2 separate regions of the Homo sapiens genome follow, and region 1 is linked to region 2. Evidence: read pairs that join two places in POLR2A ChIA-PET (ENCODE). Cell type or tissue: Caco-2. All regions are shown on one strand. Each heading gives the region's core, and the rest is flanking DNA. Links, peaks and the distances in the headings are about the cores only. Region 1 overlaps PIGU (phosphatidylinositol glycan anchor biosynthesis class U). Region 2 overlaps NCOA6 (nuclear receptor coactivator 6).

What was found. Peaks named below come from ENCODE experiments on the same cell type or tissue, not always from the same donor. Only the 100,000 strongest peaks of a DNase experiment are listed, where the experiment ranks them.
Region 1: POLR2A ChIA-PET joins it to region 2 with 9 read pairs; 4 of 35 experiments call an interaction of 5 or more read pairs at or near these places.

Annotation. Positions count from the first base shown.
Region 1 is chr20:34,560,853-34,576,857 of GRCh38, forward strand. It overlaps PIGU (phosphatidylinositol glycan anchor biosynthesis class U), which reads right to left. Exons shown (of 12, transcript NM_080476.5): 11 at 14,252-14,394; 12 at 1-127. The coding sequence ends at 14. Among named protein-coding and RNA genes, the nearest start is that of MAP1LC3A, 10 kb to the left of the region's middle. RefSeq lists an enhancer at 4,605-5,106. In Caco-2, for the core only: no CTCF peak of the experiment used is centred there; DNase peaks (open chromatin) are centred at 5,339 and 6,319.
Region 2 is chr20:34,749,183-34,765,187 of GRCh38, forward strand. NCOA6 (nuclear receptor coactivator 6) reads right to left here. Exons shown (of 15, transcript NM_014071.5): 6 at 9,623-9,751; 7 at 8,038-8,922; 8 at 5,540-5,686; 9 at 221-1,337. Among named protein-coding and RNA genes, the nearest start is that of TP53INP2, 53 kb to the left of the region's middle. In Caco-2, for the core only: no CTCF peak of the experiment used is centred there; no DNase peak of the experiment used is centred there.

The DNA.
Region 1 (16,005 bases), core at 4,091-8,090, 190 kb before region 2:
GTGCCAGCCAGGCCTACTTGAGCACGAGCATGGCCTCTGTGCCATCCTTGGCGGTCAAGTAGAGGCCATGTGTGAGGTAGTACTCCCGCCGCAGGAAGGCATAGAAGTAATCAGAGATGAGCAGGATCTGGGGGGAGAGAGAGGGTGTGAGGCGCTGCTGGGTACCTCCCCCTAAACCCAGGATCCCTGAACTGCTGGCAGGTGTTGTTGGAAGACAGGAACGCCCCTGCCTGGCTCTGGATCACAATCACTGGAGAGGCCCTCCTCAGGGCCCCCACCTCAGGGCCCATAATTGACCCTGCAAGGTCTGGCCTCTCAGAAGCTGCCTGGACTCCCCCTGCCCCCACCCATGGTCTACACCTCCATCCCAGGCTCTGGCCTCGAATGCCAGCCTGGTGCCTGTGCAACCAGAGGCCTCTGCCCCATCCTCCCACAGCCACTTCCATCCCAGCCAGGTCCACATCAAACTCCTCACCTTCCCTCTGTCAAATACACTTCTCCCACTCAGCATCCATGCCCCCATCTTCCAGCCAGGTGCCCAGGCCACAAAATTGCCCTGACACTTCTCTCATACATCGAGCCACCATGACCTGTCAATTCCCCCTAAACTCAAATCCACCCTTTGGATCCATCCCCACAGTCACTACTCTGGACAGAGCCACTGTCATCTCATCTCCTAAACAACAGCAAAGCTTGGTCCTTGGGCTCCCTGCTCTCAAACCCGTGCCCACCCCATTCTCCCTGGCAGCCAGAGGGAGCTTTTCAAAACCCACATCTGATGGTGTTACTTCCAGCCTTCAAATCCTCCAAAGGCTTCCCAAGCCTTAGGGCAAAGCTCGAACTCCCTCGTGCTCTGAGACCTTGCTAGGGTCCCTGTCCGCCCTCTCCCGGCTCCACCTCACCCCACGGCAGGATCTTTACTGTTTCTTCTGCCTGGAATGTTCTCTCCCCGTTCATCTAGTTGACAGCTGCTTACTCTTCAGGGCTCAGGAAGGATCACTTGCCCCCCAGATTAGTTCTTGGCCCCACTAATCTCTACTCGATAACAGACTCATCGAAAGTGTAATTTTCCATTCAGCTGACAGCCTGACTGTGCCTCCTCCCCTGGCCCGGGGCCTCCATCAGGGCAGGGTCTTCGAATGGTTCTGTCACTATGGTATTTCTGTGCCCAGCTCAGTCTGTCTGTCCCATTCTGGGCCACACACAGAAGAATCAAAGGGAGCCTAGAAGCTCAGCCCACTGTCTCTTCAAGGAGGCCCAGAAAGGAATAGGGATTTGCCAAGGGCCCTATACACCAGACCCGGAGTCTGCAATCCCAGTCAGCCCAAGCTTCCCAAGACCACTGGTCCCTGGAGCAGGTTGGGCAGGGCCCAGCCTCAGAGAAGGATGAGGGGACAGGGGCTCACACTACAGACACCGCAGCTCTCAGGCACCTGGAGGCCTCAGAGGATTGGCACCAACCACCTGGCACAGATGGGGAGACTGAGGCACAGAGCACTTGGCTATGGTCTTGGGGCAAGACAGGTTGAGCTAAGCCTGGGATCTAGACCTCCAGACCCTGTCCTGGGCAGCTTCTCACTGACCTGAAGGTAACACAACAGCAGCTAAGGAGAGATCAGAGGCGCCTGGAGGAGTTCAGGAAGGTGTCCTGTCACCAGCAGCTCTGATGGCCTCAGGACAAGTACCTGCCATTCTATCACCACAGAAGCCCATCTGGAAGGTTGAACAATCCTCATCTTAAACAGATGGGGAAACTGAGACTCAAAGGGTTCAATGGTTGGCCTAAGGCTACACCTGGAGCACTGGACTAATGGCCATGGACCCAGAAAGGTGGTCTGCCTGGGGCCCAGATCACTGATGAGCACGAGATTGGTCACAGCGTCAGCAAAGCAGACAGAGCTCAGGCAGCCCCCGAGGCCCTGCCCCCAGCTGCCCAGCTGGCAGCTCCAGGCTGGCCCACTGGGGGGCAGTGATCACAGCAAAGGCTGACCTCATACCCTGCAGCCCTTTCTCACCCAGGCCCGAGATGCCATCTGGGCAGGAGGAGCCCAAAGCAGGGGCTGAGCTCAGAGGCTGATCCCTGAACCAGGTCAGCTGAGGGGCAGGTGCAGTCACAATCCACAACAATCAAAACGAAGCAACTCCATGTCACACAATAATCATCTGGACAAGAAGCAGGAAGAAAAAGATTAGGTTATTAGGTTGGACCATATGAAATTGCCAGTTTTGCAGATAAAAAAATGGTTGAATACTGGCAATTTCATATGATCCAACCTAATATAAAACGGAAAAACGTACACATGGAAAAGTAAGCATGTTATTTAGAAGTACCAACAGAAATAACAGTAAGACTTTAGGTAGCTATTCTTTTCCCCTATAAGCCTTAACTTTGCAAACTACATACATGTATTCCATTGATAAAAATAAAACTTCGGCGAGGTGCGGTGGCTCATGCCTGTAATCCCAGCACTTTGGGAGGCCGAAGCAGGCGGATCACCTGAGGTTGGGAGTTCGAGACCAGCCTGACCAACATGGAGAAACCCCGTCTCTACTAAAAATACAAAATTAGCCGGGCATGGTGGCGCATGCCTGTAATCCCAGCTACTTGGGAGGCTGAAGGCAGGAGAATGGTTTGAACCTGGGAGGCGGAGATGCGCCATTGCACTCCAGCCTAGGCAACAAGAGCGAAACTGCGTCTCAAAAAGTAATAATAAAAAATAAAGCTTCAATTAAAACAAATCAGCCAATAAATCAATGAATCAATACATCAATGGGGGGGGGGAGATAAATCTTCCTTCCAGAAGAATTCCAAACAATGTAGGTAGTTATATCCCCCTCCCATAGAAGGAGCTTAATTCTTGTCCACTCTGCATCTCCTAAGCCTAGGGGGGTCTAGACTTGGTTACTCACTTCCTCCTGAGGAGCAGGGAAAGGGAAAAGAGTAACTTTACAGTGGAGAGACCTGGCCAACACTATCTTAACCACGTGGTGGAGGTTAACATCAGCTTGAAATCACGTGGCTAGCATGTAACCCCAATAGATGTGATGAGAAGGGCACTTTGCCTGGGGTATTCTTTCTAAAAACCCACAACCCCAGGATAGTCCTAAGAAAAGCATCAGACAAACCTAAACTGGGGGACAAACCTAAATTGGGTGACATTCTACAAGATACCTGGCCAGCGCTCCTCAACTGTCAAGGTCATGAGAAGTCAGAAAAGACTAAGAAGAAAAGCAGAAGACACTGGGGAGATGTGACCTTACATGTAATGTGGACCTCTCGATGGGGTCCTGGTAGAGAAAGAGGCTGTGACTGGAACAACAGGAAATCCAAATCCATTCTAGTGTTTCAGACTAATAGTAACGTATCAGGGTGAGTGTCTTAGTTTTGACAAACACATCACGGTAAAATATAAGATGTTAACAACTTAGGCAACTAGGTGGGGGCTTACAGGAACTCTGTTCTATCTCTGCAACTTTTCTATAAATCTAAAGTGATTCTAAAATAAAAAGTTTATTTAAAAAATAAATGAACTAGCTGGGAATGGTGGCTTGTGCCTGTAATTCCAGCTACTCGGGAAGCCGAGGCAAGGGGATCCCTTAAGCCCAGGAGGTCGACCTGGGCAACAGAGCAAAACTCCAGCTCTTGAAACAGGAAAAAAATTAACAGCAATGACCTATTGTTGTATGTAACAAACTCAAAATATTTTGCTGAGTGAAAGAGAGCTTTGGCAAATGTACACAAAAGATTTGCACTTTTCCCTGTATAATAAATTTTACATAAGAAAATGATACACATGCTGAAATATTTAGCAGGAAATGTACTGATGTCTGCATTTCAATTTGAAATACACTAAAAAAGTAAGATGGACTGAGGGATGATGGAAGAAGTACCTGAAGATGTGAATGGTGGACTCCCGCTGGTGGGTATGTATATGGGTGTCCAATGCTAAAGCTGTCAACTCTGCTGTGTGTGTGGAAATCTGGAGGATAAAGGGGGTGGCGGGAAGAGCCCTGTGAGCGGCTTGGGCACACAGCCCTGGGTGTCATCAGTCCTGAGTGAGCACCCTGCCCCCAGGGAGAGGACACCAGGCTGGCCGAGAGGCCTGGCCCTTTCAGAGGGAAGCCTGTAGCCAGGACAACCTCTTCTGACCTTGGGGCTTTCCATTTGGGCCGTGAGGAGAGCAGGGATTTCCCAGAGGCCCTAGGGTGCAGCCAACACAGCAGCTGCAGACCCAGAGCCCCTTTGCCCAGTCTGGACAGGGGCGAGTTGGGCAAGGGGCTGTGGAATTTGCATGGGCGAGTCAGCGGCTGTGTGATATTAAGTCTCTTCCTGTCCCCTGGGCTGCATTTTCCTCATCTGGAAAATGACAGTAATAGGCTCTAGCTTGTTACCAACAATGCTGGGCTCCTCTAGTTTTTTTTTGAGACGAAGTCTCGCTCTGTCACCCAGGCTGGAGTGCAATGGTGTGATCTCAGCTCACTGCAACCTCCGCGGTTCAAGTGATTCTCCCGCCTCAGCCTCCCGAGAAAGCTGGGACTACAAGCGTGCGCCACCACCCCTGGCTAGTTTTTTCTTTTTTTGTATTTTTAGTAGAGACGGGGTTTCACCATGATAGCCAGGATGGTCTCGATCTCCAGACCTCATGATCCGCCCACCTCAGCCTCCCAGTGCTGGTATTACAGGCATGAGCCACCGCGCCCGGCCGGGCTCCTCTAGTCTTTGTGCCAGTTAGGACCCCAGAACATGTCACTCTGTGTCCTCAGGTCTCTGGATCCCACCCAATGTGGCTGAAATACTGCCTTGCCAATCCCCTTCTCAGACTTGCCCTCTTCTCTTCCTGCAGCCACCTCTCTGGACACACACACACACACACACACACACAGGTGCACACACACGCACACTCACACTGCTCACACATGCACACACAGGTGCACACACATACATGCACGCTTGCACTGCTCACACAGGCTCGCACTGCACTCACACACAGGTGCACACACACAGGTGCACACATACACGCATGCTTGCAATGCTTAGACACACATGCTTGCACACACACATGCTCGCACTGCTCAGACACGCTCACATTGCACTCACAGGTACACATACACGCACACAGGTGCACACATACATGCAAGCTTGCAATGCTTAGACACACATGCTCACACACACAGATGCACACACATACACGCACGCTCTCACTGCTCACATGCTCGCACTGCACTCACACACACACAGATACACACACATACACGCACGCTTGCCTGCTCAGAAGTTCCCTGGCTCCCCCTGCCCTGCCCAGCAGCGCTGCAGCTCCCACCTATCCCTCAGAGGCTCATCTCCTGCCAGGAGTCTTCTCTAACCCTGCATTGTTACATGGACCCTGAAGTGAAGTCACTGCCCACTGGCCTCCCAACCAAATGGGGCTGCATTTGCTCCAGTTCTATGGCCCCAGGCCCGGCACAGGGCCAGCTCTCTCTGAGTTGTTTGCTGGTCTGTACCCTCTCAGCGCTGCCCCCAGGGACGGCTCGGTCCACATTCCTCTCTATGGCAGCCATGAGGGCTCCAGGGCCGCCTCCCTCTGGGACCATGATGAAGAGCTCATGGGGCAGCTAGCTGATAAAGGGGTGACCAGGGACAGACAGGATGAATCAGAAGTAGAACGAAACCCTCAGAACATGCTCTAGTGCAGGGCAGGATGGAGAGACAGGGAAATGAATATCTTCTGAGTGTCTGCCCTGGTCCAGGCCCTTTAACAAAAAAACAATATTGTCCCTTTCCAACCCCCCAGGGTAGGGCTGACAATGCCTACTTAGAGAAGGGAAGCTCAGGGGTTATGGGCCCTGCAAAAGGTCACATGGTAGGAAGTGAAGAGTTAGGGGCCAGTCCTGCCTGTCAGAGGCCCAATCCTGAGTTCTTCCACAACCCCCTAGGGTCTGCACCCACATGAACTGAGTCCTGCTACATGCCAGGCCTGTGCTGACACCTCAGGTACCTTTACACCCTGCGGAGTCTGCTCTCCCCAGTTCACAGCTCTGTCACTCAGTGGAGAGAGAGAGAGATTGACTTTTTTTGTAAAAAGCCAGTAGAGGTTGTTAATACAGTGTGTCTTGAAACTACTGGGCTCAGGACAGCAGCCTTGTCCACCACCAGGGCTGCAGATTCCTAGAGAAGCAGGTGCTATCACCCAGGCATGTCCTGGTTCCCCAGGCCTCCTGCTGCTGTTGGGGACACAGACACTGACATTTGACAGTCAGCCCACGCTGGGGGGAATGCATGTGGCCGTCACAGTTGGCAAAGTGCAGCAGCCTCTGCCCACCTGCCTGGGATCCAGGAAGCTGGGAGGCAGAGGAGGCTGGCGGCCGACTGTGGAGCTGGACAGCACTTTGGCGTAACCTGGCAACCCACAGGCCGGAGCGGACATTATGTAGGAGGAAATGGTGGAGGAGAAAACTCCACCCTCCAGCTCTGAAGATGCAAAGTAACAAGTGAAATCTCTGGACCTCAGTGTCAGGGTCTGAGAGGTCACAAGGTGAGACTGAGGATGAGGCTACAAGTAACTGTCCCTTACATGGCACTTTTCACTTACATGGCACTTTTCCCACATTCAGTCCTCAAAACCACCTTCCCAGTTTGAGGAAACTGAGGCCACCACCACCTCCCCCAGATTTCAACCTCCCCTAGCCTCGTCCCTGGTGCCCTGGATGCCAGGCTCACACCTCTTACCTCTGCTCTTCCCAGCAGTGAGGTTTTCAGAGCATGGATCTGATCACATTTATCCTCAGCTCTTAAAGCCAAAGGTGCAGTCTGGACCTCTGCATAAGAGGCCCTTGAAGGCCTGTGGTCTGACCACTGCTGTCTGAATTGCCCTCATTCCCTCTCAAGTGGTACAGCCAGTCCCACTGAGCTCCCAGCAGCACGGTGTTCCTCCTTTGCTCCCTCCTTCCTCCTCTCTCTCTCTCTCTCTCTCTCTCTCCCTCCTTCACCCCCACCCAGGTCTTGCTACCTAAAATCATAGAACCCAGTTAGATCCTACCCATCCCTCAGGACCCCACTTAGAGGCCACCTTCCCCAGGAAGCCTCCTTAACAGCCCAGCTCTGGGCTCCCAGCTCGTCAGGCTGCCCTGTCCTGCCCATGTCTTTTCCTTTCTCTCCACAGACCGAGGGCTCCTTGGAAGTACACCTCTGTCTCATTCACCCCTCGCAGAGTGCCTGGTGAATAGTAGGAACCTAATTAACATTTGCAAATAAATAAATTAGCTTCCCAGGAGTTACGGGATGTGCCTGAGGCCAGCGAGCCAGGACAGACAGGGCTGGAGTCGCTATAGAGTTTGGGCTTCCAGAGCCCTGGCCTTCTGTGGCCTTTGTCCTGCTGTATGTAGCCTGGGCTCTTCCTGTCACTCTGGTTGTTGGGGAGGAGAATAGGCTGGGAAGGGCCTGTGAGGGACAAGCTTGGGATGCTCAGTGCTGGAAGGACAAAGGAATGAACTAAGACCTTGACAGAATTACACTAGTTGGGAAAAGCAAAGTAAACACGCACATCCAGCAGGATGAGGACAAGGGCTCCAGGTTGGCCACAGGCACCGCATATCGGGAGCAACGAGCCTTCCCACACACAGACCTGGGATCTTGCACAGCCCAGGCCACACACAACCGGCAGGAAGAAACCTGAAATGGGTCTCGAGCCAACCCCAAATGGGGGCTACACACCACTCAGCCACTAATGACCCACCCAACACGTCTCCAAGCATTTCCTCATAGGTCCCATTTCCCAGAATGACACACCAGGCCAACTGAGAGGCAACTCCGGGAGACAGGATTGTGGTTTCACCTGTGTTGCAGTGAACAGTGAGTCCCAGGCAGGGGACAGGCAGCATGCAGGAGGTTGGTGTCAGACCTCGGGCTTCAGGCCTCACTCAAAACAGAAAGGAGAATGGCCAATGCAAGGCCAGCCCAGTATCTGAGGGTCTGCAGTACAGGGAGGGGTCAGGGCTGGCCCCTCATGGCAAATAGGCAGTGGCTTGAGGAGTAGGGTTCCAGATGATCCAGATCCTGCTTGGAAGGGTGGGTGGTTGGCCAGGTGCGGCAGCTGACACCTGTAATCCCAGCACTTTGGGAGGCTGAGGCAGGAGTTTGGCTTGAGCTCAGGAGTTCGAGCTCGTAACAACATAGCAAGACCCTGTCTCTACCAAAAATTTAAAAAGTAGCCAGGTGTGGGGGTGTGCCTGTAGTTCTAGCTACTTGGGAGGCTGAGGTGGGAGGACCTCTTGAGCCTAAGAGGTTGAGGCTGCAGTGAGCTGTGACTGTGCCACTGCACCCCAGCCTGGGCAACAGAGCAAGACCCTGTCTCAAAAAGAAAAAAAAATGAAATAAAATTAAAAAAAATTTTTTTGAGATAGCATTTTCACTCCTGTCACCCAGGATGGAGTGTAGTGGCGTGATCTCGGCTCACTGCAACCTTCGCCTACCGGGCTTAAGCGATTCTCCTGCCTCAGCCTCCTGAGTAGCTGGGATTACAGGTAGCTTGCCACTGCACCCGGTTAGTTTTGTATTTTTTTGTAGAGATGGGGTTTTGCCATGTTGCCCAGGCTGTTCTCGAACTCCTAAGCTCAAGCGATCTGCCCGCCTCAGCCTCCCAAAGTGTTGGGATTACAGGCACGAGCTACTGCAACCGGCCTACTAAAATAAAATTTAAAAAAGGAAGGGCAGGCAGACGAGAAGTCTGCTTTAGATGTAGACACAGGGCAGGAGTGGGGCTCTCAGGCCAGCTACTGGGATACAAGGGTAAGGGGGCTCTGGCTCTGACCCCCTAGTAATCCAGTAGACTAGCCAGAGGCCCAAATCAGACCAAAACAGGGATTGGCACGGGGAGGTCAGGGTGTACAGAAATGTGTTAGAGCATTGGTCATAAAATGTGGTTTCTGATGCCAGCTCATTCAATTTGTCATCAATAAGTAGTCACTGAATATTCTTCTTGGTGCTGGGGATACAGCCATGAAGAAGACAGACCCAGGGCTCGCCCTAATGGAACCCACAGTCTACTAAGAGGATGTGACAAACAAGACTGTGGATAAATACACCCCTTCACAGCTTAGTGAGTTTGGGTAAGTCTCTAACCCTTCCAAGCCTCAGTTTCCTCATTTGTATCATGAGTTAATAATAGTACTTCCTTCAAAGGGCTGTTATGAGGAGTAAATTCCTTATAACTAAAGAAAAAAAGGAAAACAATGTAAAGGGCTGTCAGTAGAGTAGTTACATAAAGTGTGGTGAGTTCACATATGCAGGACTCAAATAAAAAGGAGGTTCCTCTCTCACATATGAGCAAGGAAAGTTCACCCAGACATTTTACTAAAAGGGAAAAAAGTCCTACTTTCATCATTATGTCAATAATAAAACACACATACCCACATACAAATAAGCCTCTCTCTCCATGAGCCTATGAGTTTATGTAAATGCACACAGAATGGTTCGGAAGGCCATCTGAGCACGTGATCAGAAGATTATAGGGATCACGTGGGGCCAGCCCCTAGTAAGCTCTCCTGAAACATGAGCCACTGTTATTTATTTTTATTTTTTTTTGAGACACAGTCTCGCTCTGTCGCCCAGGCTGGAGTGCAGTGGCACGATCTTGGCTCACTGCAGCCTCCACCTTCAGGGTTCGAGCAATTCTTCTACCTCAGCCTCCCGAATAGCTGGGACTACAGGCGCGTGCCACCACATCCAGATAATTTTTGTATTTTTAGTAGAGACGGGGTTTCACCGTGTTAGCCAGGATGGTCTTGATCTCCTGACCTCATGATCCCAAAGTGCTGGAATTACAGGTGTGAGCCACCGCGCCCGGCCGCATAAGCCACTATTAATTTTAATTTTAGGAGAAGATTTTCTTATGTTCTCTGTTTTTAAACAGAATGAAGGTGAGTGTGACACTTTGCCCTACTCTTTTAAAAAAGCTAAATTTAAACAAGTTCCTTTTTGTTTATATGTAATCCTTGATTAATATTTTCCACCTGCTGGTCACTGACTCACAAAATAAAAGGGTTAAAAAAAAACTGCTTCCTTTGGTTCATGGACTGTCTCTCCAGGAATCTGCTCTGGGTATTTGAAGAGCATGTTGCTCTTGCTGTTTCCCATGTCAACACACATGAGTAATGGCAACAGGACCCACAAGTTATGTCCAATCCTCTCAACACCCTGGAAGCTGTGGGTCATCATCCCGGTTTTTGAGATAAGGAAACTGCAACCTAGAGAAGTTAAATCACTTGAGGAAGTGGGGGAGGCCCTCAAGAAATCCACTGGTCTCAATCCCTCCTTCGTTCTCTCACACTCAGGCGCACCCCCCACCATGGATGGTTTACTGTTGTCATTTCCTGTTACTGACTCTGAGGAACAACCATAATTAGCAAATGAACCATGCCACAGGCAGAAAAATAATAGCTCCCAGGGTAAAGGATGGGGCCTTAGTCACTGGTTTACCTGCCGGTATAACTAATAATCCACACATAATTTGTTCTGTAATAGGGTATGGCACTGAACAACTCAAACAGAGCAGGATTTAAAAAAAAATCTATAAGCCAAGATGTTCTCTATATTCAGCTCTTGATTTCAGCAATGATATCAAGGTTCTAGATACTTCCTTGAAATCTGTACTCATCTGGTTCCTAAGAGAGCTCTGCTTTGTCTTGCCCAAGGAGGAGAAAATGAGGCAGGTGAATACCAGGCACCTTCCTAGCTCACAGCAGGATATGGAACTGAGAACATGTCCCCAAATCCCGTACGTCTCGATGGAAGACACAGAAGCAGGGGCTGGGTTTGGGCTGCGCAGGACATGCAAGGCTGAGAAAAAGACAGTGGGACAAGGGGACCTCATGAAAGGTCTCTATGAGGAGGTGACACTTCACTCTTAGTAAAACTTGAAATGTCTCATTTTGCACTCTGAGGCTCCCAACAGGTCCAAAGGCAAGGGTGGCATAACTTTCATGAAGAGGGGCTCTCTTACCTCAGTCAGCGCTCTGGGACAAGGACATGCCTCGAGTGACTGCCTCAGTGAGCAAGTGGCCCCATCTGATGCACCCTGTTAGTGACCTGGCAGCAGCAGCAACAAAGTCGAAAGCCAGCAGCCCCAGGAAGTACTTGGACCCCCTGCTGGGAGGCCTGTAGGTTGGTGTGGCCTGCCTGAAGGGCAGCTTGGAAATACCTGCCAAAGGCGTAAAATGCATATGCCCCCTGACCCAGCAAATCCCACCACGTGGAATCTACTCTATAAAACTCCAGCATGTGTGTACAAGAATATGTGGAGGGATATGCAAGGCTCTTCCATTTTATTTATTTACTATTTATTATTACTTTTTTATTTACTAATTATTATTTTTATTATTTATTGCTATTGACCAGCCTGGTCTCAAACTCCTGACCTCAAGTGATCCTCCCATCTCAGCCTCCCAAAGTGCTGGGATTACAGGCATGAGCCACCAGGCCCGGCTGCAAGGCTCTTACATTTAAAGTGACAAAATAGGCTGGGCGCAGTGGCTCACACCTGTAATCGCAGCACTTTGGGAGGTCGAGGCGGGCAAATCACTTGAGGTCAGGAGTTCAAGACCAGCCTAGCTAATGTGGTGAAACCCTGTCTCTACTCTCTACCAAAAATACAAAAATTAGGCGGGCATGGTAGTGCACGCCTATAATCCTGGCTACTCAGGAGGCTGAGGTGAGAGAATTGCTTGAACCCAGGAGGTGGAGGTTGCAGTGAGCCAAGATCACGCCATTGCGCTCTATCCTGGGTGACAGAGTGAGACTCTATCTCAAAAAATAAATATATAAATAAAGTGCCAAAATAACCAAGGGCAACCTCAATGCCCATCAGCAGGGCTGTACCTAGTCCAAACCACTGGATGTTACAGAGGTATTAAAAAATTATCTCAAGACAAAATCATTAAGTGAAAAACAGCAAGCCAAAGAATGCTACTTAAAGGAGAATGCCATTTACCTACATAAACAAACAAACAAAAAACCCTCTTTATGTACCTGTGTCTATAGCTGTCTATAAATGCACAGAAGAAAGTCTGCAAAGACACATACCAAACTGATCCCAAAGGCCACGTCTGCAGAGGAGTAGAAAATGATGGGGGCTCAGGCAGATCTTTTCTTTTCATTGCATAGTCTTTTTATTTTTTATTTTTTGGTAGAGATGGGCTTTTGCTATGTTGCCCAGGCTGTTCTTGAACTCCTAGCCTCAAGTAATCCTTCTACCTTGGTCTCTCAAAGAGCTGGGATCACATGCATGAGCCACCACACTCAGCCCATTCCATATTCTTCTATTTTGTTTGACTTCTTTCCCCCAGCAATAATGAATTCATGTATTACTTGATGATTTAAAATACATTTTAAAAAGAGATTAAGAAAAAAAAAGGTAAGAGATCATGCCAAGAGTCCAGCTGGTTTCTCTCAGCTATGAACACACTTGATCCACCTGCCTTTGGTTTCCATCCCTAACCCCAATCCCTCTTTCCAATAATTCAGTTTCTCCTGCCTTCAATGGCACCTGACCACTTGCAGACAACCCCCTGTGCTGCTTTAGAGTCCCTTCTCTCAGAAAGGCAGCCACAGAGAAGAAAGCTGTTATCTGGCAAGTTCCATGGATGCTTCATAATCACTGCAACTGTATTTCCAGACCCAAACTTAAGACTAAGACTCATGACAAGACAACAGGCTGTGGACTATTTCTGTGGAGCTTGCCAACCTCCCTAGAGGCCCAGGGCAGGCCCAATGCCCACCCATGCCAGCTACCACTGGAAGGTAAGGAAAAGGAAGGAGATCCCAGAAAGGCAGGAGAGCCAGGGCAACCTTCTGGATTCCTTCAGGATATGCAATTGAGCCCTGCAGAATTCTGCCTGCGTGGGTCAGAAGTAAGAGAGGCTGCGCATCCACCAACCCTAACTACAGTGTGAGAGACAGAACAGGCCCTCCGGCTGGGCCCCACCCAGGCTACAAGGCCCTCTATCTCTCTTTCTTCTGCTCACAAACCAAGACAACTGGCTGGGCTGAACATTAATCCTCCAGAAATGTCCATGCAGGAAACACCAGTCCCATCACTCACTGAAAAAGCCCTAACTCCTTTCTTTTCCCGCAGCTAACCTTGGAGGCAAGAATTACCCTGGGGATTATTCACTGGCATCATTAGTCTTTCCAGCCAGCCTGCTTCCCATCCAGGCTATTACACATAGGAAATGCCTGGCTGTGCCAATGGCAATTGAAATGGTAAATGGTACAAGTGATTCTCAAAAGACTTCCACTACGAGGCCAGAGCCTGACCTGAGAGAAGGCAGCACGTGGAGGAGGGAACTTCCAAGAAGCGTGGGTGAGTCCACCTAGAGTTTGCTAGACCCACTGCCACAGAACCTCTGGAAGAGCTTATTAAAAATATAAATTCCTGACCCTGTATTCCACATTGAATCAACATTTCTGGGAGTGGGATCAGAGAACCTGGCTTTTTAAAACAGAGCCATGTACTTGGGACGGCTGCAACATAATTGCAGAGTTTAAAGCCTGTTAACAGGGAATCTGCATTTTTAACAAGCTCCCTCTGAGGATTTTGATTGAGAATCCTGCTCTGTGGAACAGAGGGACAGGCTTCCCAGCTCAGGGGAAGGCTGAGCTCCTTGCTGGTACTCCTCAGCCTGTGACCACAGCCTCCTCTCCACCGCTCCCAGCCACACAATTTATGCTCAACTCCCCAACAGCCAGACCGGCCCCCTTCTCCTCTGCCTGCCTTTGTTCCTGCTGTCCCGAGAGTCCGCAGAGCCTCTCCTCCCCTTGCCTTGCCCTCTCCCCCTCACTCTATCTACTCCCTATGGGTGCTGGAACCACAGGCACCATTACAGAAAGGGGTGCCTCAGAAATCAAGCCTTATGTGAATTTTGTTCTTGGCTCCTCCAATGACCTTCGAGAAGAGAGGACCTCTGCAAGCCTCTGTCCCTCATTTGTAAAGTAGGGCTAACATGCCCTGTCTCCTAGGCTTGCTGAGAATACAGCATGGCTATGGTTCAGTGTGGTGCCCAATACATATCTGCCAGGTTCAGCCTTACACTGCTCTTACTTCCCCGTCCTCACTGACTGGGAGCTACTTGAGGGGAGTAACTGTGCCTCCTTCACGTCTGCACCCCCCGGTATGCAGAATCCAAGGCCATCGTTGAATGCTTGAGGCTGCAAAATGAATTCCTGTCCCCAAGCTGACCCCCATGCTGTCCCTCTTACCTGCCCAACGTTGAAGGTCAGTGTGATGGCATAAAAGAAATTAGAGTTGGCACTTCCTGCATAAATCCAGAGGTGCCACAGGACAGGGAAGAGCAGGGAACAGACGATGATGATGCAGGTGAGGACAAAGATGTTTCTCAGGACTGCAAAGACAGAGGGTTACAGTTAGCCTGACACGCTCTCTCTGGCATGCTTTCCCTGCTGCAATGGCCCCCCTGAATGGAGAGGCCCAAGGTGAGCATCATGTAGCTCAAAGGCAGAGCACCCCCAGAGGTACTGGGGTGCCAAGAAGCAAACCCCAGACTCCTCAGTCAATGGCTCCCCATGCCCACAGCTGGTGGTAGCTCCTGGATTTCGATTATTTCCTCCCACTGTGGGCTTGGCTGGCTGAAGACCAGCTATAGTTAGAAATGCCATGAGTGCCTCGGGGCACCAAACAGGGCATTTCAGGAAGATATTCCCCTCACCTCCTAATCTTGGAGGGTCCAAGAGTATCCCTCTCCCCAAGCAGGGTGCCATCTGGCCATGTGGGATTATGGGTGGGAACCCCAGCATGAACCGTGACGATTAGAGCCCCACTGTGGGTCTCCATGGTGCCACAGTCCTGGGTCTTAGGAACACGTTTTCCATTCTCCTTAACTGGTGTCTTAGGACCCCTGCCTCGCTCTTCAAACATTCCCAACTCTCCCTTAGATGATAAAGGACCTCTTTTTGACACCGTCTCTCACTCCTTGCCTCTAAGGGAATGCCGAATCCCACCAGGAAGAAAGCTCTCCCTGAGGTCTCAGGAAGGACCTGCTACTCAAGGGTGATCCAGAGGCAGACAGGCTGGCTGGCTTCAGCCAAACAGGAGTGTAGCATGGCAGCCGGGTACAGACCTTGGTTAAAATCCTGCTCTGCATTTATTAGCAAGTTTCTCTAGACCTCAGCTTCCTCATCTGTAAACTGAGGCTACACACCTAGTATGTACTTATAAAAATTAAAAATTAGGGTGGGCATGGTGGATCATGCCTGTAATCCCAGCACTTTGGGAGGCTGAGGTAGGAAGATTGCTTGAGCCCAGGAGTTCAAGACCAGCCTGGGCAACATAGTGAGAGCCCATCTCTAAAAAAATTTTAAAATTTAAAAATAAAAAATGTTTAAAAATAAAAATAAAATGGGGCTAAAATGCACACTTCATTTGGTAAACAAGATGACATGTGAAAAAATGACACAGATATATCACTGGCTACATTAGTTTTCCATTGCTACTATAGCAAATTCCCACAAACTTAGTGATTTAAATAATATTCTTTATTATTAAACAGTTCTGGAGGTCAGAAGTTCCAAAATGGGTCTCACAGGCTAAAATCTCTAGAGGAGAACCCCTTGCTTGCCTTTTCCAGCACCCAGAGGCCCCCTGCATTCCTTGGTTCATGACCCCCTTCCAGCTGCAAATCCAGCAATGGTGGATTGAGGCCTTCTCACATTGCATCACTCAGACCTTCTCTTCTGCCTCCCTCTTCCATCTTTTTTTTAAAATAGACTATTTATTTTGAGATGGAATCTCACTACATTGCCCAAGCTGGAGTGGAGTGGCTGGATCATATCTCACTGAAGCCTCGAATTCCTGGGCTCCAGGGATCCTCCTGTCTCAGCCTCCTGAGTAGCTGGAACTACAGGCATGCACAAAGAAGCCCAGTGGACTTTATTTTTTAGGGAAGTTTTAGTTTCACAGCAAAATTGGGCAGAAGATTTCCCATATTCCCCCCACC
Region 2 (16,005 bases), core at 8,082-12,081:
ACACTGAAATATTTACCCAGCGAATTTGCTTTGAAATACTCAAAAGGGTAATGGAAGAGAGTACAGATGAAGGCAAGACAGACTATGAGTTGATAATTATTGAAGCAGGGGGATTTCATTATACTATTCTAGTTTTATATTCTGTAAAATTTTCCATCAAAAAAGTTATCCACACAGAAAACAAATGAATAAAATTTGAGGCAAAACCATCACAACCTACTTTAGATCTTGCTGACTATTTTTCTTCTTCCGAGGGGGTTTCTTCTTCTTCGGTTTATTTGCGTTGGTATTATTTTGCTTATTGTTTACCCCAAAATGGCCTGCAGATATGTCACTCTGCAATAAGTTGACCAACAATGGGCTCGTTAGCGTGACATCCTTATTGACTGGGAAGCCTGGATTTTGACCACAGGACATCTGATTTCCATTGGGAGCTCCACTGAAAGGTGCATTGAAAGACATCCCATGGCCTGAGAAGTGGTTTCCCGAGGCACTGTTTCCCTGCATGGCCTGCACATGAGGGGGGACCATGTTGGTTTGTTGAATGCTAACATCAGGCATCATCTGAGATAAACTGACATCGTTATTTGCTGTAGTAGCAGGATCACCATGCTGCTGGGCCATGTGTGGGCTGGGCCCTGGTGGCCGCAGGACCTGTCCCTGAATGCCCATAACCTGAGATGGACTGTTGTTCACAGGCCCTTGCTGGGGCAGCATCTGTCCTGACATCTGTCCCGTAAACTGCACCATATTTCCTTGCATGTTTGGAGTTGGTCCCCTCATTATCTGGGCTGGTCCCGGCATGACATTGGACTGGTTCTGAGTGTTAAACTGCTGCTTATTCCCCTGCATTTGATTGGTCATAATCTGCTCTATCATTGGGTTCTGTTGGAGCAAAACCTGCCCCTGAGGCCCCATCATCTGGTTATGTGGCGCCATCATTTGTGGGCCCTGCTGGGAAAGCATCTGCTTGGGTGGGGTCATCCTTTGGGGCGAGGGCCCAAGATTTTGGCTCGGGGGGTTCACCATCATCTGGCCCTGTGGCATAAGCTGGGCCCTTGAAAGGATCATAGGGTTCTGAGGGTTCAAGGTTCCTTGTTGCTGGACCATCTGGCCCTGGGAGGGCACGATTTGCTGGTGCATGCCCATCAGCTGAGATGGTGGGCCCTGCTGGGGCTGGCCTTGCATGTTGCTGAGGTTCACTTGAGGAACCCCAGAAGTACCAGCCTGCTGATTGTTCATGTTGCCATGAATTCCCATGAGGCTGGGCTGCATCATATTTGGCGGCCCGTGGGACACCTGCATCTGGTTTTGAGGAGGACCAGCTCCTTGACCACCTTAAAAAAAAAAAAAGTCACAGTTTCAGAAATAAATATTTTTATCTTATTGGTATTAAGATACTCAAGTTACATTACTCAGAAAGACATCCATCACCCTTATATCCACTGACCAACATAAATATGCTGTTGACATACTTCCTGTGAGTTTTCTAAACTACAAAGATGTGGCTGTGGGATAACTGCTTACATTCCCAATGACCATATAATAGAGAAGGAGAAACAGTTTCTACATTCCCATATGGTATCTTAAAGATTTAACGTTTCAAAGATCAAGAAAGTTTACTTTCTTTCAGATTAAATAATGAGAAAGGCAGCATCTCACTGTTTTAAAATGACTTGTAGTGGCCAGGCTCGGGTGGTTCATGCCTGTAATCCCAGCACTTTGGGAGGCTGAGGCAGGCGGATTGCTTGAGCCTGGGAGGTGGAGGTTGAAGTGAGCCAAGATCATGCCATTGCACTCCAGCCTGGTGACAGAGTGAAACCCCGTCTCAAAAAATTAAATTAAATTAAATTCAAAAAGCACTATGGGCTACTGAAATAACTCTGCTATAAGAATGTGAAGTGTCGGCCGGGCGCGGTGGCTCACGCCTGTAATCCCAGCACTTTGGGAGGCCGAGGCGGGTGGATCACGAGGTCAGGAGATCGAGACCATCCTGGCTAACAAGGTGAAACCCCGTCTCTACTAAAAATACAAAAAATTAGCCGGGCGCGGTGGCAGGCGCCTGTAGTCCCAGCTACTCGGGAGGCTGAGGCAGGAGAATGGCGTGAACCCGGGAAGCGGAGCTTGCAGTGAGCCGAGATTGCGCCACTGCAGTCCGCAGTCCAGCCTGGGCGACAGAGCAAGACTCCGTCTCAAAAAAAAAAAAAAAAAAAAGAATGTGAAGTGTCCTCTTAGGAAAACCTCAACAATCATGAGAAGACATTTAAAAATGCTTCTTGGAAAACTGTAATAATAATGACTCTCAAAAGCTATGTGTGTGATATGTGGATGCTGCACTTCAAAGAAAATAACACCAAGGACAGGTGTCCTCTGCCCTGATGTGGTAAAAAGCAGTTAATCTTGATCTGGAAGCTGAGCCTCTGGTGGGAGCCAACTGACTAGATGACCCATCTGGAAGCTGCAAATAGAGGAATAATAAAACCTCAGTGACCCTCTCCTGCGCAGTCCCTGGTGAATCATGTGGCACATGTTTTAGTCTTCTCAGCTATTTCTAACTTAGACAAAAGTTGCTACCCGCCTTGCTGTAGTGCTTATTTATTTACTGGGTCTTTGGGATTTTCCTATAGCTACTTGCATTATCTCCCCGTTTAACTGAATAACTTTGTAGTTAATTTTGTCCCTTTTATTTTTCACTTTTTTTGTTGTTTTGTTTTTGAGACAGAATCTGGCTCTGGTGCAACCTCGGCTCATTGCAACCTCCACCTCCTGGGTTCAAGTGATTTTCATGCCTCAGCCTCCCCAGTAGCTGAAACTAGAAGCGCACAACAACACACCCGGCTAATTTTTGTATTTTCAGTAGAGACAGGGTTTCAGCATGTTGGTCAGGCTGGTCTCGAACTGCTGACCTCAGGTGATCCACCCGCCTTGGCCTCCCAAAGTGCTGGGATTACAGGCTGAGCCACCGCACTTGGCCTTATTTTTCACTTTTAAATGGGGACTAGAAAATCCCCTACAATGAAGTTATGAAGCCAGTCCATGCTCCAACTATGAAGGCAGGGGGCAAACTACCTTGTTCACACTATCCAGACTTCTCCTGAACTCTAAGGAAGATTTTCTAAACCAGCCTTATAAACTCAAAGTGGAACTCCATGACCATTGTATATGCTTGTATACAATAAATATACTGTGTATATTCATTCAACTGACAATTATTCATTAAGTACCTGATACATAGAAGGCACTTTGGTGCTGAGGTAACATCAATAAACAAGACAGACCAAATCCCTGCATCCTTGGAGCCTACAGTCTAACTGGCAAGAGACACAACTAACAAACAGACAAGTATTTTTTCAGGAAGCAGTAAAAGCTAACAAGAGAAAGTAGGGTGAGAGAAGAGAAAGTAAGAGATAAGAGTAGAGCTACTTTAGATAGGATAAATGGGGAAACCAAAACATGTACACGTGGGCCGGGCACAGTGGCTCAGGCCTGTAATCCCACCACTTTAGAAGGCCAAGGTGGGTGGATCACCTGAGGTCAGGAGTTCGAGACCAGCCTGGCCAACATGGTGACACCCCATCTCTACTAAAAATTAAAAAAATAGCAGGGCATGTAATCCCAGCTACTTGGGAAGCTGAAACAGAAAAACGCTTGAACCTGGGAGGCAGAGGCCGCAGTGAGCCGAGACTGCGCCACTGCACTCCAGCTTGGGCACAAGAGCAAAAACTCCATCTCAAAAAAAAAAAAAAACACACACAAAGAAAACAAACAAAAAACATGTACATGTGGAAGGTACCATATAAAAACACAAAATAGCTGTGATAGGGTACAAGAATGAGAAATGACTTTGTCATTGTTTTAAAACATACTTTTTTTTTTTTGAGATGAAGTCTCTCTCTGTCGCCCAGGCTGGAGTGCAGTGGCGTGATCTCAGCTCACTGCAACAACCTCTGCCTCCCAGGTTCAAGTGATCCTCCCGCCTCAGCCTCTTAAGTAGCTGGGATTACAAGCGTCCGCCACCACACCCGGCTAGTTTTTTGTATTTTTAGTAGAGACAGGGTTTTACCACGTTGGTCAGGATGGTCTCAAACTCATGATCTCAAGTGATCCACCTGCCTCGGCCTCTCAAAGTGCTGGGATTACAGGCGTGAGCCACCGCACCTGGCCTGTTTTAAAACTTCCTATAAAAAAACATGAATTTGCTGGGTACAGTGGCTCATGCCTGTAATCCCAGCACTTTGGGAGGCCAAGGCAGGTGGATCATGAGGTCAGGAGTTCAAAGACCAGCCTGGCCAACATGGTCAAATCCCGTCTCTACTAAAAATACAAAAATTAGCCAGGCATGGTGGCGGGCACCTGTAATCCCAGCTACTCAGGAGGCTGAGGCAGAGAATTGCTTGAACCTGGGAGGTGGAGGCTGCAGTGAGCCGATATTGAGCCACTGCACTCCAGCTTGAGCGACGGAGCAAGACTCCGTCTCAAAAAACAAAACAAAATAAAAAAAAAACAAACATGAATTCATATAACTCAGGAATGCAGTTTTGCATTAGCAGATAGAGAAATTCAAGCAGTTTGCACTACCCTTCTGTTACCCTGCCAGAAATAGTGTGAACTTTTTTTGTAAAAGTCAGATTTTTGTCTCATTCCTTAGTGATTTACAATTAAAGTTGGAGTCACATTACTAAATTAACTCCAGGAGGGATGGGAATTCAGAAACTAGTTGCACTATCTCAGTCCAAACTGCTTCAATGAGAAAGGGTAAGAGGATTAGTCATGTGGTCCTTAAGCAACCAGAAACATGAAGTTTGAGCTTATACATTACTGCTTTGCAAATACTTTTTAGCCATTCCCCTGTATCTTATTTCCTCTCCAAAATTTCTTCTTTTTGCAGTACACTGTTGGTAGTAAACGTGAACTGATGAAGTTTGAAAAATATCACACTGTAAACCAGAATTCAGACACTCAGCATAAACAAAGCTTAACATGTACCACGTAGAGATTTAAAAAGTTGCAGTTGTCCAAACATGCCTCCATGCCTTTGTGTCTGTGGTTTTCATTTGCCAGAAATGCCTTTTTGCCTTTTACTACCTGAGCAAGCTCTAACTCAGGGGTCAGCAAACTATGGCCCTCTGCTGGTCTGTAAATAAACAAGTGTTTGGAATGCTACCATGCTTGTTTGTTTATGTATTGTCTATGGCTACTTTCTGTGCTATCATAACAAAGTTGAGTAGCTCCAACAAGAGACTATATAACCTGAAAAGCCAAGAATATTTACTATCTGCCCCTTCAGAGAAAAAAAATACTGCTGATTCCTGCTCTAACTCAAGTTCCATCTCCTCTTAGATGTTTCTGAGTTCCTGTGACATTTTACCTACTTTTGATATATTGACAAAAGTTACTGCCCTGAAAGAATAATTATTTATGGGCTTGAAATTAAGGGGAGAGACCAAGACTTATTACTTATCTGTATACTCCTGTTGTCTATCAAGTCTACGACACAATGCTCAATAAATGCTGGCTAAACAAATCACAGAAAACAAACCTGCATGCTGGACATTTTGATTTGCTTGCAGCTGAGGGGCTCCTGAATTCCCAGGGGTGGTTGCTGTGGTCGAAGGCACCTGACCTTGCATAAAGTTCGGATTGGCCTGTCCTGCTGAGAAGCCAGGTGGGAGGCGTTTAGGCATTCCTTAATAGAAAACAATGAGTAAGGCAGTTACCTAGCAAATTTATACTCTTGCTTAGATATGGAATGAATAAGGAAGGATGAGCTGCATGAAGTCTCCACTGGCTTAGCTCTCTCTGTCACACTGGTAGGATCTTTAATAATAAGGTTGGGAAAGATGGTTAAAAAAATCAACACAATCTCTTATATGAGGCATTGTCAAAATGAAAAATAAATACTAAAAAACTTACACTTAGAACATGCCAAGGAAAAGATGGCAATCTGCTCCCTAAATGTGATCTGAGGCCACGCCACAGCAAGGTTTGAGGGCTCACTTTTCTCTGTAATTAACAATGGACCCCAAAACTTTAGTTATTTTAACACAGGCACCAAAGGAATATGCTAAATTCTCTCATTTCAAACAAATTGATGTGAAATAGTATAAAACAAAGAGATGGGTCCTGATATTAAGGATAGATTGATTATTTTTCCTTTGAGGGAAACTGATGGCAATCTCCTTTGCAGAAAATTTCCCCCCATTATTGCGCTTGTCTCTTTGGAAGAGACAGGAGATTAGAAACAGTTCATGGGAGCTTCAAAGTGATGCTGTATTAAATCATTATGCTTTCCCCTCATAAGGTTTGCTGTGATTCTGACAGGTTTGGTACCAAAAACCATACTCTAATGGAATCTTTCTCAAGTATCAGTTCCTTTTTGGAAGGGCTAATTTTAGAAAACTTGTAATAAGGAGAATCTCAGAACCCACTTATCATTTACAACACAGGCCTTGATGTGGCCAGATCACCTAGGTGAGCATATCATCTGCTCTATGAAAGCATCAAGACCTAAACTCACTTAAAAATTTATTACATTCATTCATTTATTTATTTACTTTTATTTTTATTTTTTGAGATGGAGTCTCGCTCTGTTGCCCAGGCTGGAGTGTGGTGGAGCAATCTCAGCGCACTGCAACCTCCTCCTCCCAGGTTCAAGCAATCCTCCCTGCCTCAGCCTCCCAAGTAGCTGGGATTACAGGTGTGCACCACCACACCCAGCTAATTTTTGTATTTTTAGTAGAGACGGGGTTTCACCATGTTGGCCAGGCTGGTCTCGAACTCCTGACCTCAGGTTATCTGCCCGCCTTGGCCTCCCAAAGTGCTGGGATTACAGGCGTGAGCCACTGCGCCTGGCCATTTATTTTTTTAAGGGCCAAATTTTCAATGTCCTGAAAAACTCTTAGTAGACAAATATGCATTTGTCCTTTCTTTAACAGTGACAAGTCCCATTTGCATGCTCCCACTGTAATTAAATCAGTAATCACATTTGCAGGAGGGACTACCCAGCTTCCACTGATCTGGGGTAGATACCCAGAACAGTGAAATTTGGAGCTGAAACATCCTTGCATTTTCTAAGAACTTCTTACAATTCAAATATTAGAGCCTGCATGTCAGCAAAATTAATTACAAGAGAGTAAAAGGCTGATGAGCAACTTAACTTCATCAGAAACCATGGGAACATGCCTTTGCTATGTTGCACTAAAGATGCAAGGGGTTTTTTCTGGGTAGGCAATGGGTGTCTTTTGGTGGGGAGTATGTTTATCAGATGACAGTATTACTGATACTCTATACCTTACTGAAAAGCTCCAAGCACATTCATGTGCACTAGATCAATGATTAATAAGAATAAATAATAAACATGGAGATGGATAAGTTTTACTGTAATCGTTTTACCTCTCACACATTAAGCTCCATTGCTTTTTCTTCATACAAGAGGCACCTTACAAAATAAATAAATAAATCTCCTTTAGGTATAACTGGTGGAATTCCCTCTCTAAGGAGCAGGCATTGGCATTATAAAACTATAAAAGTCAATGATTTCTGAACTTATTCCCCTTTAATACTTTAACCAAACTTAACAAGTACCATGCTTACTATTTTATTAACTAGGATTATCAAAATTGATAACTAAAAGGGCCTTTTCTTCAATGAGACCCTGTTCTTTTTATTTTGCTCTATTGCATAATCTTAATTTTTCAGCAACTGAGAAGTTTAAATTGTTAACAAAATGCATTTTTCTTCTGGACATTTTAATTTACTAGTACAAGATCAAGCAAAAATAATTTGAAAAACAAAATGAACATCTCTACATTGAATTTTACCTGAATTTTAGTCCAGAGAGCTAGCTTAAATTTAACCAGTAAGATGCTGCATAACGTATCAAGTTAACTTTAAGTTATATCAAGTGTCACCACCATATCCACAAAACCAAATAATTATATCCTTACTCCACTCCCTCCATTAACTCTAAAAACTGAAGTTCTACTAAGATCTAGCTCCAGCAAATTTACCAACACAAATAGCTACAGTGTTCCTCACCTCCTAGGCCTGGATGTAAACTCTGTGGCCCCTGGTTTGGTGGTTGCTGCTGCATCACCATGAAGTTAGGTGGCACATTTCCCTGTTGAACCATAGGATTCCGACCCGGAGAGCTGACAGGCTGCTGAAATCCCTGGGGAAGTGGGTTATTTTGAGGTGGCCTTGGTCCCATCTGCTGCTGAGTTTGGTTAACCGTTGGGGAGGATGCAGGGGATCCCTGCTGGAAGGAGGAGGGTGAGGAGGCAGGAGACTTGTTGGTGAGGTGGGGCTGCTGCAAGGGAGTTGGGACCCTAGAGGGCCCTCCCTGCAAACTCTTCATCTGAGGAGCTGTGAACTGGCCTGGGTTGCTCATCTGAGGAAAGTTTGTGTGGGCTTGTGAGGCTTGCTGGCTGCCAAAGGGATATGGAGGGGGAGGGTGGGAAGGCGTCTGTACCGTGGCTAAGGATGGTCTTGCCTGGAGTTGCTGTTGCATTGGGCCGGGCAAGGGAGCCTTCTTCCACCCTTGGTTTGCAGTCATTGTGCCCAGAGAACCCTGGGCTGGAGGAGGTTGAAGGGCTCCAGAAGGCAGCTGGTTCCAGCCTGGAGGAACAGGCACCTGAGTTGGGGCAGTAAACTGGGGTCGAATTCCCTGTGGCTGTTGCTGCTGATGTTGCTGTGGGGGTCTTGCCTGCAACTGTTGTTGCTGCTGTTGCTGTTGTTGCTGCTGCTGCTGCTGCTGCTGCTGTTGTTGTTGTTGCTGCTGCTGCTGCAGCTGGGGAAAATTAGCTGGGTTCATTTGTCTGTTCACAGAGACAGGCTGCATTGGGTGATGTGGGGGAGCTAAAGATCCTGAGGGATGACTTTGCTGCTGTATATGGAGCCCAGAGAGGAGTGGATCCATTGCATCTGTTTAAAGATAGTCAACAAAGCAATAATTAACCTACTGCAATCTAGATCTTAGAGAAGTGGCCTTTGTAATTCTGGATATACAGAGCAAAATCTGCTGGTACTATTCGATAAAATAAATGCTTGTGAATACCTTCTATGTATGAAGCAACATACCAAGATGATGAATTCTGTCTTAAAAAGAGCTTGGTCAGTAGTGGACATTAAGAGCGAAGTGTAAAACATGGAGACCAGTATTTACCAAATCATATTCTGGAGAACTATGTTAATTAGCATTATAAGAAAACAAAACAATTAGGTTTGGGAAACACTGAACCTAACAAACTTAGATGCGTTTCTTCACTGTAGGACTTTCAGTGCCTCCAATATGTTACTTTTGAATCTCCAGGAGGGAGGGTAAAGAATGATGCATTTACCAAATTTACTTGACTACAGAATTCTATGTAATGAGCATCTTGCAGGACTACGCAGGCCAAGGCACACTTTTAGAAATGTTGGGGTATAATTGATAAGAAAACAATGAGAAATTCTGAAAAGAAAATAATGACATTTAGTTTGAAGAAATCAGGTCAGATTTTGTAAAGAAGGTTGACATTGTGAGTTTGGAAATTAGAAATTCAGCATCAGAGATAACTGAATTTTATAATGATCTGTGCAGAAAGTTTCAGACTCTTCATCCTCAAAGATTGGAAGTCATTACCTGACTGAGAAGCAGGGCGAGGAGTCCTGGGCTGCAGCTCTGGATTGGGGCCTGGTGCCATCATGGAAGATGACACATTTCCACCCGGGGGTATCATAACAGTGGCAGGGTTGTTCATCCTTATTATTCCTAGAAAAAAGATCCCTAAAATAGAGTACTGGAATTGGCACAATTTTTGTTTTTTAATGAGTTATTTCAAGAATATGAAAAGATATGGAAAATTTGTTTTTTTTTTTTTGACAGGGTCTCGCTCTGTTGCCCAGTCTGCCAAGTGGCACAATCACAGCTCACTGCCATCTCGACTTCCCGGGCCCAAGTGATCCTTCTGAGTCAGCCTCCCAAATAGCTGGGACCATGGGCACATGCCACTGGGACCACAGGCACACACCACTGTGCCCAGCTAATCGTTCTATATTTTATAGAGATGGGGTCGCTATGTTGCCTAGGCTGGTCTCAAATTCCTGGGCTCAAGCGATCCTCCAGCCCAGCCCTCCCAAAGTGCTGGGACTACAGGCGTGAGCTACTGCACCCGGCCTGGAAGTTTCTACACCCACCATCTACCTTTTTAAAATTTAAAAAATTTGCTCTTATGTCCTTCAGATATATATGTAGATACAGCAGAAGCCCCCTACTCCTTCCATTCCACTTCCTCCCTCTTATTGCAATTGTGGTTAACAGTTCTGTTCTTGTTTATTGACCTTTTCTGTATCTGTAGGTAAACTGCACTTTTTCTGTAGATAAACATTTTTTGTATGCTTTTAATCTTTGTATAAATGGCACCTTACTATATGCATTCTTTGTCAGCTTCCTTTTTCACTTAATGTATTTTTTGAGATTCATCTCTCTTGACTGTTATAAGGGTTCCATTGTATAGAAGCATATATCCACCCTTCTGCTGATGAATACTAAGGTTTTATTTTTCCTTTATTCTTATAATTTTGCAATGTTGTGTATTTGTCATGAATTCTTGTGGATACATGAGAGTGTCTTTAGACTATATATTTAGAATTGCTAGGTTTTAAAGTCTAAGCATCTTTAATTTTACTAGATATTGGTAAACTGCTCTCAAAAGTGGTTATACCAATTTATACTCAAACTAGCAGTTTGAGAACTCCTCTTTCTCCATATCTGAAAATTTCTGATACTGCTAAACTTTTCAGAATTTATCATCTATGCTCCTAAGTGAGAATAGGTCAGGCATGGTAGCTCATGCCTGTAATCCCAGAGCTTTTGGAGGCCAAGGTGGGAGGACTGCTTGAGGCCAGGAGTTTGAGACCAGCCTGGGCAACATAGAAAGACCCCATCTCTACAAAAAATAAAAAAATCAGCCAGTGTGGTGGCAAGCGCCTGGATTCCTAGCTATTTAGGAAGCTAAGGCAGGAGGATCACTTGAGCCCAAGAGTTTGAGGCTGCAGTGAGCTATGATCATGCCACTGCTCTCCAGCCTAGGCAACAGGGCAAGAGCCTGTCTTCAAGAAAAAAAAGTGACAACGCCTATACTTATTCTCTTTTCCTTTCCTTGGCTACAGAATTCTCTGTCATGGAGCATCTTGCAGGACTAAGTTGGCCAAAGCACACTTTTAGGAATGTTGAGGTATGAATAAGAGAACAATGAAAAATTCTAAAAAGAAAATGATGACATTTAGCTTGAAGGGCAGATTTTGTGACATTTTGATTTTTGGCATCGAGGTGAAAATAACCTCAAAATGAGTTGGAAAGCATCTTTCTTCTTTTTCTATGCTCTGGAAGAATGTGTGTATCTGTTCTTTAAATGTCTGAGAAAACTTTCCTGTAAAACCATCTGGGCCTATAGGTCATACTAATTGATTTACAGGGAAACAGATTTTTATTTCAATTTCTTAAATGGCTATAGACTTTTCAAGTTTTCAATGTCTTACTGTCAATTTTTATTAAATTATAATTTTGCCAACACTAAAATTTATTAGCATAGTTAATTGTGGAATATATTTTTTCTATTCTTTTTAAAAAATGATATATAATTCATATACTATAATATTCACCTTTTAAAATTTGTACTTTTTTCATTCTTTACATTGTTTGTGCCCTCTTTTTTTCCTTGGTGGTCTTAGCACATTCATCAGTTTTAGCTGTCCTTTCAAAGAAACATCTTTTGGGCCAGGCACGGTGGCTGACACCTGTAATCCCAGCACTTTGGGAGGCTGAGGCAGGTAGATCACTTGAGATCAGGGGTTCGAGATCAGCCTGGCCAACATGGTAAAACCCCTGTCTCTAGTAAAAATACAAAAATTAGCTGGGCGTGGTGGTGGGCGCCTGTAATCCCAGCTACTCAGGAGGCTGAGGCAGGAGAATCTTTTGGTTTTGCTGTTCTGTTGTTTTTTTGATTCATATTTTACTTATCTCTATTCTTATCTGTATTATTTCCCTCATAACTTACAGCTCTGCTCAATTCTTAAGTCAGACACTTAGCTTGTTAATTTTCAGTTGGTGTTCTTTCTTAATATAAATTTCTGAAGGCTTAACATTTCTTTGAAGTGTTGTATTGGCTACATCTCACACATTTCAGTATATATTATTCTCATAATTCCATTCTAAATATTGTCTAATTTCCATCAGGATTGCTTTTTTAAATCACTAAGTATTTATAATGCATTTTTACGTTTCCAAAAATATGAGATATTTTGGTTATGCTTTTTTTTTTTTGCCACTGACTTAACCTAACAGCACTATGGTCAGAGAACAGAATCTATGTGATATTAATATTTGGTATTTACTGAAACGTGCTCTTGGAATAATCCTTGGTCAGTTTGTATAAATTTTCCATTTATGCTTGGAAATATTAAGAATTCTTGAATTATGACTGCATGGTTTTGTTTTGTTTTTTTTCTCCGAGATGGAGTCTCACTCTGTTGCCGAGGCTGGAGTGCAGTGGCGCAATCTTGACTCACCACAACCTCTGCCTCCTGGGTTCAAGTGATTCTCCTGCCTCAGCCTCCCGAGTAGATAGGACTACAGGCACACGCCACCATGCCTGGCTAATTTTTGTATTTTTAGTAGAGACGGGGTTTCACTATGTTGGCCAGGCTGGTCTTGAACTCCTGACCTTGTGATCTGCCTGTCTCGGCCTCCCAAAGTGCTGGGATTACAGGCGTGAGCTATCGTGCCCGGCTGACTGCATGGTTTCTATATATGTCCATTATATAAAAAGTATTTTGTTATTCAAGCTCTCCTTTATCCTTACTAATTTTTTACAAACTTGGCCATCAATTACTCACAGAGGTGTATTAAATCTCCCCTAAGGTTTGCTGTTTACATGCAATTCTTAAATGTCTTGAGGCTAGGTTGTTAAATACGTAAGAGTTTAGCAACTTCCTGGTGAATTTTTCCTTTTACATTATATAGTGGCCCTATATACCTTCAGTGATGCTGTTTATTTTAATGTCTGCTTTATCTGGTAAAAATATTATTATGCTTTTCTTGGTTAATAATCACCTTGTTAATCTTTCTATCTTTCTAACTTTGAACCTTCTGAGTCCTTATATTTTATGTGTTTCCTGTAACAGCACATAGGTAAACCTGAGAATACTATTCTGATTAATCATTTCCTTTTTATCAGTGTTCATAATCCATTTACCTTTATTGTTTACTAGTATATTTTGATTTTTTTGTCATTTTATGATTTCTATTTACCCTTTTTTTCTATTCTGTTTTCCTATTTTCCTGAATTTTACTGGATTAATTTTTTTTCATCATGGTCATCCTCTTTAATCCTCCACTACTAGTTTAGAAGTTATATATTCCATTCATATTATTTTACTGGTATCTTTAAAATGTCAGCAGACATACCTGACTTAAAGTTTAAAGACATATATGATCATCATTATTACTAAATAAGTCAATGCTTATTTAGATTTACCCCATGCTTATCAATTATTTAGCTCACCATTCCTTCTTAGATCTTATTTCTTCCATCTTAGGTTCAATTTTCTTCTTCCTGAAGTACATCCTTGAGCAGTTCAATTAGCAAGGGTCTGTTAATGGTAAATTCTCTTAGTCTCTTTGAAAAGCTCTTTATTTCATACTACTCTTGATAGTATAGCTATGTTTAAAATTCTAGGCTGTCAATTATATCCTCAGCACTTTGAAAAAATTATTCCAATGCTTCCTGGCCTCCAATGCTGCTGTTGAGAAATCAAGAAAAGCTGATAGTCTTTCCTTTGTAAATAATACGTCTTTTCTTTTGGGTTGCTTTTAACATTCTGTTTTTCAATGTTCTGTAGCTTTACAATATTGTGTCTAGATGTAGTTTTATTTTTATTTTGTAGTGCTCAGGAATACTGGGCTTCTGAATCTGAGGACTTACGTCTTTCATCCATTCTGGAAAAAATTTTAGCCATTCTTTCTTTGACTGTCATCCCTCCTCAATTTCTTTATCTTCTTCAGGAACTCTTTTCAAACATATGTTAAACCTTCTCATTTTATTCTTCTTGTCTCTTGACCTCTTTCATATTTCCATCTCTTTTTCTCTGCGCATCCTGAGTGATTTATTCAAATTCACCTTCCAATCCACCTATTTCTAATTTGCTGAATAAGTTATCCACTTTGATGATTTTTAAATTTCTGTAAGTTCTGTTCCCCCCATCTCTCCTTATGTTTGATAGTGTCTTGTTTTCTTATGATTCTCATAATTGTTAATACTCTGACATTCCTATTACCTAAAATTTTAGAGGGAGGGAATCTAATCCTAAATTGTATAAATTCAGAATATAAGCTCATTTATATCAGGCTTTAACTAGGAGAAGTATGCAATGACTTGGGTTGAGAAAATACGCCCCTCCACAGCTTCAACAGTTATCACCAGTCTAGACCTACCTAATGTTAATGACTTAGCCTGGCTATTAATGGGTATTCACTAACATATCAAATGTCCAAAATGCAAGAGGGTAGAGAAGACAATTCCACAACACCCATTCTCCCACCTAACGTCTAGAGCCCCAGCGAACACAGACAAATTTCCCATTAATTTCCCTATGCCAGAGAGTGACATTTTCCTAATCTATCTTTCACTGAAAATTCTGGCTTCATGAAGAATTCTGAATTCTAACTTGCTTCTTCCTGTTGACCCAAGGCTTTATCTTCTATCCCTTCCCGGCCATTAAAACCCAAATGCTTTGGACCCTGCAGAATCTCATTTGTTTACTGCCGTTTAAATATTCACCTTTGACATTTTTTTTTTTTTTTTTTTGCCCTAGGGAGTTCCTCTACTTTCTTTCCCCATCCCTCTGCTTCCAAGCCCAGCTACATTTTTTTTTTTTGTTTTTTGAGAGGGAGTCTTGCTATGTCACCCAGGCTGGAGTGCAGTGGCGCGATCTCGGCTCACTGCAAGCTCCGCCTCCCAGGTTCATGCCATTCTCCTGCCTCAGCCTCCTGAGCAGCTGGGACTACAGGCGTCCGCCACCACACCCGGCTAATTTTTTGTATTTTTAGTAGAGACAGGGTTTCACCATGTTAGCCAGGATGGTCTCCATCTCCTGACCTTGTGATCTGCTCACCTTGGCCTCCCAAAGTGCTGGGATTACGGGTGTCAGCCACAGCGCCCGGCTGCCCAGCTACGTATTAAATGTTATAGGCCGGACGCGGTGGCTCACGCCTGTAATTCCAGCACTTTGGGAGGCTGAGACGCGTGGATCACTTGAGGTCAGGAGTTCGAGACCAGCCTGGCCAAGATGGTGAAACTACTAAAAATACAAAAATTAGCCAGACATGGTGGTGGGCACCTGTAATCCCAGCTACTAGGGAGGGTGAGGCAGAGAACTGCTTGAACTTGGGAGGCAGAGCTCGCAGTGAGCCAAGATCGCGCAACTGCACTCCAGCTTGGGTGACAGAGCGAGACTCTGTCTCAAAAAAAAAAAAAAGTTATATTTTAAGTTTTGTAGTTGGAGAGGACAGTTAGGCTAATGTTTATCTGTTGAAACTGGATCTGTTTCTGAGGAATCGCACCTGGTTTTTTAAAGATGGTAGTTAGACAGTTAAGAAAGCTCTCATGAGGGCTTGGTGCGGTGGCTCACACCTGTAATCTCAGCACTTTGTGAGGCCCAGGTGGGTGGATCACCTCAGAGCAGGAGTTCAAGACCAGCCTGGCCAACATGGTGAAACCCCATCTCTACTAAAAATACAAAAATTAGCCAATTAGCTGGGCATAGTGGCACCTGCCTGTAATCCTAGTCACTCGTGAGGCTGAGGTGAGACATCGCTTGAATCCAGGAGGTACAGGTTGCAGTGAGCTGAGATCATGCCACAGTACTCCAGCCTGGGTGATGGAGTGAGACTGCTTCACAAGAAAAAAAAAAAAAGAGAAAGCTCTCATGAGATAAGAAACAGGTTTTTGGCTGGGCGCGATGGCT